Regions from separate parts of the Homo sapiens genome. Here region 2 is linked to region 1. A link is a contact called in ENCODE Hi-C or POLR2A ChIA-PET data. All regions are on one chromosome and are shown on one strand. The core of a region is the stretch at or near the end of the contact, and the rest is flanking DNA. Distances in the headings are between cores, read along the strand shown.

Evidence for each region. Hi-C counts contacts between places; a loop is a spot of excess contacts on that map. ChIA-PET counts read pairs that join two places held with the same protein, here RNA polymerase II (POLR2A).
Region 2: a map of breast epithelium shows a loop between it and region 1 (12-fold over the local background). The contact joins two enhancer-like sites. A Hi-C loop is called at or near these places in 1 of 168 maps with a recorded cell type or tissue (breast epithelium). POLR2A ChIA-PET finds 5 or more read pairs at or near these places in 5 of 52 experiments (A549, HepG2, Panc1 and 2 more).

Annotation. Positions count from the first base shown.
Region 1 is chr1:31,179,498-31,185,336 of GRCh38, reverse strand. NKAIN1 (sodium/potassium transporting ATPase interacting 1) reads left to right here. Exons shown (of 7, transcript NM_024522.3): 3 at 10-90; 4 at 1,323-1,520; 5 at 2,747-2,807; 6 at 3,396-3,477; 7 at 3,625-5,592. The coding sequence ends at 3,634. Among named protein-coding and RNA genes, the nearest start is that of NKAIN1, 57 kb to the left of the region's middle. RefSeq lists an enhancer at 1,061-1,355 and a silencer at 3,474-3,723. Within about 2 kb of position 3,561, at least 2 of the 41 ENCODE cell types and tissues checked have a DNase peak (open chromatin) inside an H3K27ac peak, as active enhancers do.
Region 2 is chr1:31,109,179-31,115,017 of GRCh38, reverse strand. No RefSeq gene overlaps it. Among named protein-coding and RNA genes, the nearest start is that of PUM1, 46 kb to the right of the region's middle. RefSeq lists enhancers at 1,480-2,420, 3,363-4,304. Within about 2 kb of position 3,562, at least 3 of the 41 ENCODE cell types and tissues checked have a DNase peak (open chromatin) inside an H3K27ac peak, as active enhancers do.

The DNA of each region.
Region 1 (5,839 bases), core at 2,312-4,811:
TTTCCCCAGTATGCAGCCTGGCTGGTGCTCTGGGTTGGCTGGAATGCATTTATCATCTGCTTCTACTTGGAGGTTGGACAGCTGTCCCAGGTAAGCCTCAGACCTGGCAGTGCCATAGGGCAGAGCCTGACCATTCCCATCCCCTGCCCTAAGGGTACTGTGGTATAGGACCAGAGCATCATGTCTCGAAGAAGTCTCTCTCTCCTTACATGCCCAAATAATCTGTGTGCCCCATTTCCTACTTACACAATTTATTTCTGGCTTCCTCAAACACAATGATGGAGCAGATAAGGCTGAAGAGCAGTCCATGTGAAGATGAGCCAGGGGTCCCAGTTGATCACAAGCTCAGTAAAAACCAACAGTATGTGGGAGCCCAGAAAGCTACTCTTAGGCCCCGCTAATAGAGGTAGAGTATTCAGAGCAAGGGAGGTGAAAATGCCATGCGCTTTGTAGTGCTTAGACCACAAAGATTTGGGTTAATTCTGATCAATATTTTTCAGAAGGGAAAGAGACTAGTTAGAGTTTGTTCAGGGAAGATTGAGCAGACCAAGAAAGTAGGACTGTTTCGCTTGAATAAGAGCAAGCCCAGAGAGACACAACTTCTATTTTTAGATATAAAAGAGGCAAAATATGTGAATTTAAGAGCATTGGCTTTGTAGTTTGACCCTGCTAGATTCAAATCCCAGCTCTAAAACCTTCTAGCTGTATTACCCTGGGCAAGTGGCTGATCCTCTCTGAGCCCCAGTTTCCTCATCTAGTAAGTGGACATAAGAGCAACTGCAACTTCATGTGGTTGCTGAGGGGATAAAATAAGGTCACACATCTGAGTGCTTGGCCCCTGGTCGGCAGGCAGTGAGTATTTATCTGTTGAATGAGTGACTGCATGGATGGGCACATGGGTACACACCCTGGGTAAGAACTTCTGATCTAGGCCAGCCCCTTCTCCATTTAACAAATGTGGAGACCAAGGCCCCAAAGGAGAGGTTCGCCCAGGGTCGCACACAGGGGGAGCAGTGGAGATACTGAATGGGCTGTTAAGGGGCTGGTACTGAGGATTTCACCTGTGGCTGGGAAATTGTTAATGTTCCTTCCAGCTCTGAAAATTCTGAGGCCCCTGTGAGTCCACACAAACCCCTTCCCATCTCAGTGACAAAAGAGTGAGGCCTGTGTGGTCATTAAGTGCCACCTGTTGGTCAAATATGGACTTGCAGGTGCAGGCTCCCTGAATCCCTTCACCGATCAATATAGTCTTCCTGGGCTGGGGGAGTAGCTCCCCCCTCCCTCTCCCTCACACTCAGTATCCCAGGCCCCTTTGCCCCCAGGACCGGGACTTCATCATGACCTTCAACACATCCCTGCACCGCTCCTGGTGGATGGAGAATGGGCCAGGCTGCCTGGTGACACCTGTTCTGAACTCCCGCCTGGCTCTGGAGGACCACCATGTCATCTCTGTCACTGGCTGCCTGCTTGACTACCCCTACATTGAAGCCCTCAGCAGCGCCCTGCAGATCTTCCTGGCAGTAAGTCCTTCTGTCCCCCACCCTACACACACTTCCCGATCCCTTTCTTTAGCTCTGGTTGAGGGGATGGGTTGGGCGCAGTGGCTCACGCCTGCAATCCCAGCACTTTGGGAGGCCATGGCTGGTGGATCACCTGAGGTCAGGAGTTCAAGACCAGACTGACCAACATGGAGAAACCCCGTCTCTACTAAAAATACAAAATTAGCCAGGCATAGTGGCACATGCCTGTAATCCCAGCTACTCAGGAGGCTGAGGGAGGAGAATTGCTTGAACCCAGGAGGTGGAGGTTGCGGTGAGCCAAGATTGCACCATTGTACTCTAGCCTGGGCAACAAGAGCGAAACTCCATAAAAAAAAAAAAAAAAAAAAAAAAAAAAAAAAGAGGGAATGAACCTAGGTCTTCCGCCTGTCTGTCCTTTTGTCTGGATCTGTTTCCATATCCTGTACCGTCTTCCCTCACCGCTGCCCCAGCCCCTGTGCAGAGTGAACAGGTTTAGTGAGTAGGATGAGGCATCAGACTATGAATCAATCCTGGGTTTAAGTGCTCAATACACCCACTATGTGACTTTGGACAAGTCACCTGCCTTCTCGGAGCTTGTTTCCTTATTCACAAAAAAGAATGACAATACCAGCCTCAGAGTTGTGAGAATAAGAAAGTGACCCCAGTGGGCGTGATGCCTCATGCCTGTGGACCCAGCTACTTGAGAGGTTGAGGCAGGAGGATCACTTGAGCCCAGGAGGTTGAAGCTGAAGTGAGCCATGATTGCAGCACTGCACTACAGCCTGGGTGACAGAGTGAGACCCTGTCTGAAAGAAAGAAGGAAAGGAAGGGAAGGGAAGGGAAGAAAAAAAAAAGAAAGAAAGAAACTCCAAGATAGGAGTAGTTCCTGTTTCTAGAAGGGCCAGCCCTGTCCTAGGCACTTTGTACCCACAAAGTCACATAATCCTCTTTCTTCTTAACAAGCCATAAGGTATTGCCCAAGTCCAAGTGGGAAAACTGAGGCTCAAAGAGGTAAAATGATTACTTGTCTCAAGTTACACTTTCAGAAGAGTTAGACCATGTATGTTTGACTTTAAGGTGAAAACATTTAATTGGAAGTTGTTACGGTTTGCCTTCATCCTGGCATGCCTCCTCCCTTGCCAGTCAGAGCGTACAGGGCCCGGCAGGGGGCGGAGGAAGAGGTTCCCACTCCTCCTTCCTCCCTGACGTGTCATCTCCACTCCCAGCTGTTCGGCTTCGTGTTCGCCTGCTACGTGAGCAAAGTGTTCCTGGAGGAGGAGGACAGCTGTGAGTAAGGCGCCCCTGGGGAAGTGGGGAATCTGGCCCTGCGCCTTCAGCACCCTGGACAGAGGCCTGTGACTGGCCCCGGCGGGAGGGAGCCCAGGGTCGGCCACGGGCCCCTTTCGAGGGGAAGAGGCGGCTGGTATGGAAGGCTCTGCATACCAGCCCGTTCCAGGCTGGGGTCCAGACGTCCAGGTGCCCAGTCCCTGGCCCCAGCACCCCCTTTCCCCAATCTCGCCCCACCCCATCAGAGGTCTTGTCCCGTTTAGAGGCTCTAGCCCCGCCCCTGAGAGCCTTCTCTCCCATAGGACTGCCCGGCCTCCCAGGCCCAAGCCTTAAGGACTGGGGCCTGACCCTCAGCTGGCCCGGCCTCGCCGCCTCCAGACCCCCAGAGGCCCATCCCTCAGGGTCCAGCCGAAGCCCCGCCCCAGGCCCTGCACGGGGTCTGACCCTCGCCCCTCCCCTCCTCATGGCTTCTCTGGCTCCGCTTCCTAGGGTGGGAGTCCTGCCCTCAGATTCTTCCCCTTCAGGACCCAGTCTCCCTCTCCTCGCCCCCGCCGCCGATCCCTAACATGCGCCGCCCCTCTTCCGCAGTTGACTTCATCGGCGGCTTTGACTCCTACGGATACCAGGCGCCCCAGAAGACGTCGCATTTACAGCTGCAGCCTCTGTACACGTGGGTCACGGCCCCCTGCTGGCTTGGGGAGGCCTGGGCGTCGGGGTTGCGAAAAGGAGGGGATGGAGGAGTGGGCAGGGCAACCGGGTCTCTCCGCCCCCATACTTTTGGGATCCACTCTCCCTAACCTGCCTTTGTTTCCCGCAGGTCGGGGTAGCCTCTGCCCCGCGCCCACCCCGGCGCCTCGCCCTGGGCTGACCGCAGCTGCCGCGAGCTCGGGCCAAGGCGCAGGCGTGTCCCCCTGGTGGCCCGCGCGCTCACTGCAGCCTGTGCCCAACCCCGCGTCTGCATCTGGAGATGCGGACTTGGACGTGGACTTGGACTTGGACTTGGATTTGAGCTTGGCTCTTCGCAGCCCGGACTTCGGAGGAGTGGGGCGGGGCGGGGGAGGGGCACCACGGGTTTTTTGTTTTTTGTTTGTTTGTTTTTAATCTCAGCCTTGGCGTGAGCTGGGGCCTTCCTCTCTTCTCCAGCCTCTCCCTTTCACTCTTCACCCAGCATCCTGCCCCCCTGTCCAAAAACAGCAGGACATCAGACCCATCCCATCCCACCACACTCACTCACCAGCTCTGGGGAAAGCTACTGTGAACTAGGAGCAGGATTCCTGGGTTCTAATCGCAGGTCCATCACTGACTGTGACGTCTAGCAAAGCCCTTGCCCTCTCTGAGCCTCGGTTTCCGCACCTCAAGTAATTAATCCCTTAGCAAATGGACTCTTTTAGACTTCTCATTTAACTCAATTCCCTGAGCTAGACTGGGATTAAAATTCTCATTTTGCAGTACATTAAAACTGAGGCCCAGAGATGTGATTTGCTTGAGGCCACACAGCTAGATTTTTGGTGGAAGTGGGCCTTGAACACAGTGTACTTTCTGCAGTTTCTGACTGTAAAACCCAGTGTCTGCTCTCTGAGTTCCATTTCCAAGCCCCCCTCCATCTTGGACCTATGTGGTCTCCACCATATTCACACACCACCACCACCACTTGCCAATGCCTCTCTTAAAGCAATATACCCATTCGTTCTCTTATTGGGAACTGGATGGATGAAGCCCCAAATTCAGCCCCACCCACAGAGAAGCCTTCCTACACTCAGCCTCTGTCCACCCTTGGCAAATCTTTCAAGCTCTCTCCTCCAGGAAAGTGGGGCCCCAACTCAGTCACTCCACCCCCTTCCAGGTCCCTGAGGCTGGTTCTACTGTATCCCCATCACCTCCACAACTCCACTCACCCCTGACGGCTCCATCCACCTCACCAGTTGGAAGGCTTGTGGTTTCAGAGAGGAGCAATGCTGGTCAGCGCTGCCCAGACTCCAGTGTTTACAGATCACCAGCATTTACAACCAATCCAATGGCCAGAAGCCTCCTCTAACAAGCCCAGAAGGAGTTCTGAAGGGGCAGATGGGGGTGTGAGTAGTCGGGGAGTCGGGATTGCCAGCACCCTCACCCTTCCTTGGGGGCAAGTAGAGGTGAGAACACTTTCCCCACCTCCCTCCACAGACACTCCTGAGGACGCTGCATCCCACGCACTGCCTGGTGCGTCCATAGAGAGAGGATCAGGTCTCAGCATTTCATCTGTGAAAGAGGCATGGCCCTGGGTTAGAAAGGAGGGCAGGAGACATGGAGGAACTGGGGGGCACCCAGATGGTGCAGATGGTTTGCACACCTGAGCCTGTCTGTGGTGACCATTCCGCTCCTCTCCCACTACCCTCCAATCTATCATTCCCTACTCTCTAAGGCCAAAATATCCTGAGCAAGGCTGGCAACCCCACCCCACCATCCCAAATGCAAGCAGCCAGGCCCAGGAGTTCCTCTGGCCCCCACAGGCATGGAGCTCCCAGCTGGTGGGTACAGCTTGAGAGGGGGGCAGCTCCCTCAGGCTAAGCTACTGCCCTTCACTGGGCCAGCCCTGCCTCCAGCCCTCACCTCTCTCACCCCAACTCTCCCCCAAGCCCCTTTCTACTCAACGGGTGTAGCCACTGGTGCTTTGAAGCCTTTTGTTTTTATAAGATGGTTTTTGCAAGGGGACCAGGTTCTCTTTTCACTGGGACCTTGCAAGGAGGGGAGTGCTCTCCTGGTTTCTGTGCAGGCGGGTTGATTAAAGATGGTGTTTTCTTCTCTATCTTCCTGTCCTGCCCATTGGGTCTATAGAACTTTCTAAGTGAGAAGTCCCTGCATGAGGGCAGGCAGGAATGATTTGATGTTGATGTTATCAAATATTCCTGGGGTGGCCAGGCACGGTGGCTCATGCCTGTAATCCCAACACTTTTGAAGGCTGAGGTGGGCAGATCACGCGAGGTCAGGAGTTTGAGACCAGCCTGGCCAACATGATGAAACCCTGTCTCTACTAAAAATACAAAAATTAGGCA
Region 2 (5,839 bases), core at 2,313-4,812, 70 kb after region 1:
AGACTTCGTCTCAAAAAAAAAGAAAATAATAGGCAGGGCGTGATGGCTCACGCCTGTAATCCCAGCACTTTGGGAGGCGGATGCAGGAGGATCACTTGAGGTCAGGAGGTTGAGACCAGCCTGGCCAACATGGTGAAACCCTATCTCTACTAAAAATACAAAATTAGCCGGGCATGGTTGCGCTCACCTGTAATCCCAGCTACTTGGGGAGCTGAGGCAGGAGAATTGCTTGAACCCGGGAGGTGGAGGTTTACAGTGAGCCAAGATCCCGCCATTGCACTCCAGCCTGGGCAAAAAGAGCAAAACTCTGTCTTAACAAAAAAAAAAAAAAAAGAAAGAAAAGAAAATAATAGCAATTTAGTCACTTTCCAATCTCTATTTCTTCCTCCTCCTCCTCCTCCTCCTCCTCTTCCTCCTCCTCCTTCTTATGTTGTGACTTGGATAAATCTCTTCTTGATGGTTGGCCTTTTCAAGTTTTCTATTTATTTTGGGGTCAGTTCTCAAACTTCCTGCATTCTGGGAAATTTTACCACCTTTTATTTCAAATCCTTCAACTACAATTTGTTTTTTAATTTTAGCAACCAGGTTTTTAGTTCCAAGAGGACTTTCTTGTTCTCTATTCATTTTTCAGAGCACCCTGTTGTTGTTTAATGGATGCAATAGCCTCACATTTCCCTAAAAATACTAACTAGGATCTCTTAAATTATCTGTGCTACCTCTGAAATCCTTTTTTATACTTGTTTATATTGGTCTTCTTTCACATAGCAAGCTTTCCTCAAATGCCTGTAAAGTCTTGTTTGGTGTTTGTTTGGGGTTTTGTTTTGTTTTGAGACAGGGTCTCATTTTGTCACCCAGGCTGGAGTACAGTGGTATGAACAGCCTCCACCTCCTAGACTTAAGCAGTCCTCCCACCTCAGCTTCCTGAATAGCTGGGACTACAGGCGTGTGCCATCACACCTGGCTAATTTTTGTGTTTTTTTATAGAGACAGAGTCTCACTATGTTGCCCAGGCTGGTCTTTTATTATTATTATTATTATTAGAGATGGAGTCTCGCTCTGTCACCCAGGCTGGAGTGCAGTGGTGCGATCTTGGCTCACTACAACCTCCGCCTCCTGGGTTCAAGCGATTCTTCTGCCTCAGCCTCTCAAGTAGCGGGGACTACAGGCATGTGCCACCACACCCAGCTAATTTGTGTATTTTTAATAGAGACGGGGTTTTGCCATGTTGGCCATGCTAGTCTCGAACTCCTGAACTGAAGTGATCCACCTGCCTCGGCCTCCCAAAGTGCTGGGATTACAGGTGTGAGCCACTGTGTGTGGCCCCAGGCTGGTCTTGAGCTCCTGAGGTCAAGCATTCTGTCTGTCTCAGCCTGCCGAAGTGCTGGGATTATAGGCATGAGCCACAGCACCCGGCCTGATGTATTTTTTTTTTTATTATTTTTTTTTGGGGCGGAGTCTCGCTCTGCCGCCCAGGCTGGAGTGCAGTGGCGCGATCTCGGCTCACTGCAAGCTCTGCCTCCCGGGTTCACGCCATTCTCCTGCCTCAGCCTCCCGGGTAGCTGAGACTACAGGCACCCACCACCACACCCGGCTAATTTTTTGTATTTTTTAGTAGAGACGGGGTTTCACTGTGTTAGCCAGGATGGTCTCGATCTCCTGACCTCGTGATCCGCCCGCCTCGGCCTCCCAAAGTGCTGGGATTACAGGCGTGAACCACCGTGTCCGGCCAACTTTTGTATTTTTAGTAGAGACAGGGTTTCACTATGTTGGCCAGGCTAGTCTCGAACTCTCGACCTCAGATGATCCGCCTGCTTCGGCCTCTCAAAGTGCTGGGATTACAGGCATGAGCCACCGGGACTGGCTGCATTCACTCTTTCTTAAAAATGTACATCAGGCAGGCCGGGCGCGGTGGTTGACTCCTGTAATCCTGGGAGGCAGAGGTTGCAGTGAGCCGAGATCACGCTACTGCGCTCTGGCCTGGGTGAAAGAGCGAGACTCCGTCTCAAAAAAAAAAAAAAAAAAAAAGAAAGAAAGAAAGAAAAAAAGAGTGAATGCAAAGGCTCTCCAGGATTTCGCGTGTACTTGATTTCTGACTGAAGGCTTCATTTCTGGAGGAATGGGAGGGGCCATGACGGTGAAAGGGTACCTCTAAAGGAGGAATTTATTTGGGACGGTAGCTCCCGCTTCAACTGTCTTCATTATCTTCAGAGAGTGTTTAGTTTCTCTCCCCCACCCCACTGCCTGACAAGGTCAATTTCTTTAGAAAAGAACCCTCCCGTTCTAGTCTGCTGTGCTGTGTGGTGGAGGGTTGTTTGAGTGGAGCATTCAATTAACACTTAGATTTACAGCCCATTTATTACTTCAACTCTTTATCTCAATTCTCATTTCCCAGTCAGAAACTTCTCTAGAATTTTACCATTAAAGGAGACTCTCTTTTCCAACGTCCTTCCCACCCCCCCATTTTCTAATTTGTCGCTTTCTCCAATATGGTTCATTATTAACTTTTACCCATTCAGTTTCCGTCACCGGGACATTTGTTAAAACCTCTAGTTCAGCTGGGCGTGGTGGCTCATGCCTATTATCCCCGCACTTTGGGAGGCCAAGGAGGGGTGGATCACCTGACGTCAGGAGTTTGAGACCAGCCTGACCAGCATGGCGAAACCTCGTCTCTACTAAAAATACACACAAATTAGCCGGGCGTGGTGGTGCAGGCCCTGTAATCCCAGCAACTTGTGAGGCTGAGGCAGGAGAATCGCTTGAACCCGGGAGGGCGAGGTTGCAGTGAGCCAAGATTGTGCCATTACACTCCAACCTGGACGACGAGCGACGAGAGCCAAACTCCGTTTCAAAAAAAAAAAAAAAAAAACACCTCTAGTTCACTGGTGAATGAATTGCCTCCTCTGCTTCTTTTAGGTGTAGGTATCTCATTTTTATATTTATTTATTTATTTATTTGAGACAGGGTCCCAAACTGTCACCCAGCTGAAATGCAATGGCACAATCTTGGGTCACTGGAACCTCTCCCTCCCAGGTTCAAGCGTTCCTCCCACCTCAGCCTCCTGAGGAGCTGGGACCACAGGAATAGACAACCACACTCGGCTCATTTTTGTAATTTTTTTTTTTTGTAAAGATGGGGTTTTGCCATGTTGCCCAGGCTGGTCTTAAACTCCTGGGCTCAAGTCTGGTCTCGAACTCCTGGCCTCAAGCGACCTGCCTGCCTTGACCTCCTAAGGTGCTGGGATTACAGGTGTGAGCCACCGTGCCCAGCCACAGTTGTTACTTCTGATTTACTCTCTTAGGTGTCTAATCAAAATCTGATTTATGGGTCACTTTTCCTACTACTGCTTCTGATGACAATTCTACTGTGTATTTACTATGAGCCATTGTGCTCATATTTATTTCATTGCCACAGCAACACTGGGAAGTAGGTATTATTTCCATTTTATAGGTGAGTGCGTCTGCCTAGCCAGAGTCATCCTTTTGAAACACAGCTCTTAAAACCCCAAGTCCTTTCACAGCTTTCTTTCTTTTCTCTTTTCTCTTTTGTTTGAGGCAGAGTCTTACTCTGCCGCCCAGGCTGGAATGCAGTTGCGCAATCTTGGCTGGAGTGCAGTTGTGCAATCTTGGCTCATGGCAACCTCCGCCTCCTGGGTTCAAGTGATTCTCCTTGTCTCAGCCTCCTGAGTAACTGGGACTACAGGCACACACCACCATGCTCAGCTAATTTTTGTATTTTTAGTAAAGACGGGGTTTTGCCATGTGGCCAGGCTGGTCTCAAACTCCTGACCTCAAGTGATCCGCCCGCCTTGGTCTTGCAAAGGGCTGGGATTACAGGCATGAGCCACTGTGCCCGACCCTTTCATAGCTTTCTGTTGCCCTCAGAATAAAAATCAAAGTAAAAATTCCTTAACTTGGTTTACAAGAGACTCATCGCCTGGCCTCTACAGCTCTGAACTCACCTCACACACTGTGGGCTCCAGCAACACTGACGTTTTCTCAGTTCCTTTCAACACAGTAATCCTGTTCTTGCCACCGGTTTTCTTCACCTGAACACTCTCCTGTTCCTACCACCAGCTCCCATTCACCCTTCAGACCTCAGCCTCCGCATCACTCTCCTCTCCCCTCATATTTCTGTCCCCACCCTGAACTAGGTTAAGGCACTCATAGAATGAGTTATCACAGCACTTATCCCATTTCACTGTTATTGCTGGTGAAACAAACACGGTAATTACATATTTCTTCCATCTTTTCCCTTTACCCCGGGTAGTAGAGTCTTCTGAGGTCAGACGAGATTGGGTGCGTTCTGGGTGGTATGGCCGCAGACGGTAATAGAGTCTTTAATGACATGTAGATCAGATTCCATAACTTCTCAGTCTCTTTCAGCTATTAAAGATGTGTCCAGTTTGACATATTACAACAGACTACTGGAAGGATCAGTAAACTATGGCCTATGGGCCAAATCTGCTCACTCTAATTTTATATATAAGGTTTTATTGAAACAGTCACACCTCACTCATTCTATATTGTCTATGGCTGCTTCCGCACTACATCATTAGAATTGAGTAACTGCTGGCTGGGAGCGGGGGCTCATGCCTGTAAGCCCAGCACTTTGGGAGGCCGAGGCAGGCAGATCACCTGAGGTCAGGAGTTCAAGACCAGCCTGGCCAACATGGTGAAACCCCATATCTACTAAAAATACAAAAATTAGCTGGATGTGGTGGTGGGCACCTGTAATCCCAGCTATTCGGGAGGCTGAGGCAGGAGAATCACTTGAACCTGGGAGGCAGAGGTTGCAGCAAGCCAAGAGGTTGCAGAGTGCCACTGTACTCCAGCCTGGGGGACAGAGTGAGACTCCATTTCAAAAATAAATAAAGAAACTTATGCAGCTAGCCTGGGTGCAGTGACTCATGCCTATAATTCCAGCACTTTGGGAGGCTGATGCAGGCAGATCGCTTTAGTCCAGGAGTTCAAGACCAACCTGGGTGACATGGCAAAACCCCATCTCTACACAAAACACAAAAATTAGCTGGGTGTGGTGGTGCATGCCTGTGGTCCCAGCTACTCAGGAGGCTTAAGTGGGAGGATCCCTTGAGCCTGGGAGGTGGAGACTGCAGTGACCCATGATTGCACCACTGCACTCCAGCCTGGGTGACAGAGTGAGACCCAGTCCAAAAAAACAAACAAACAAACAAACAAAAAAAACAGATGCAGCAACTTTGGAAAACAGTTGAGCATTTCCTCAAAATGTTAAACATAGAGTTACCACGTGACCCAGTAGTTCCACTCCTAAGAATATGCTGAAGAGAATTAAAGACATACGTCCATACAAAAACTTGTGCACAAATGTTTTTAAATGTAGTGTTCATGATAATATCTAAAAGACTGGAAAAAAGGCCAGGCATGGTGGCTCACGCCTGTAATCCCAGCACTTTGGGAGGCCAAGGCGGGTGGATCACCTGAGGGTAGGAGTTTGAGACCAGTCTGGCCAACACGGAGAAACCCCATCTCTACTAAAAATACAAAATTAGCTGGGTGTGGTGGCGCATGCCTGTAGTAATCCCAGCCACTCAGGAGGCTGAGGCAGGAGAATCACTTGAACCCGGGAGGCAGAGCTTGTGGTGAGCCGAGATCGAGCCATTGCTCTCCAGCCTGGGCAACAAGAGCGAAACTCCATCCCAAAAAAAAAAAAAATTATGCTGAACTTGATTGTGGTGATGGTTGCACAACTCCAAGTATACCAAAAAACAATGAACTGTACACTTCAGATATGTGAATTATATGAATGTGAGTTATAGCTCAATAAATCTGTGAAAGAAAGAACAAATAGAAGGAAGAAATAG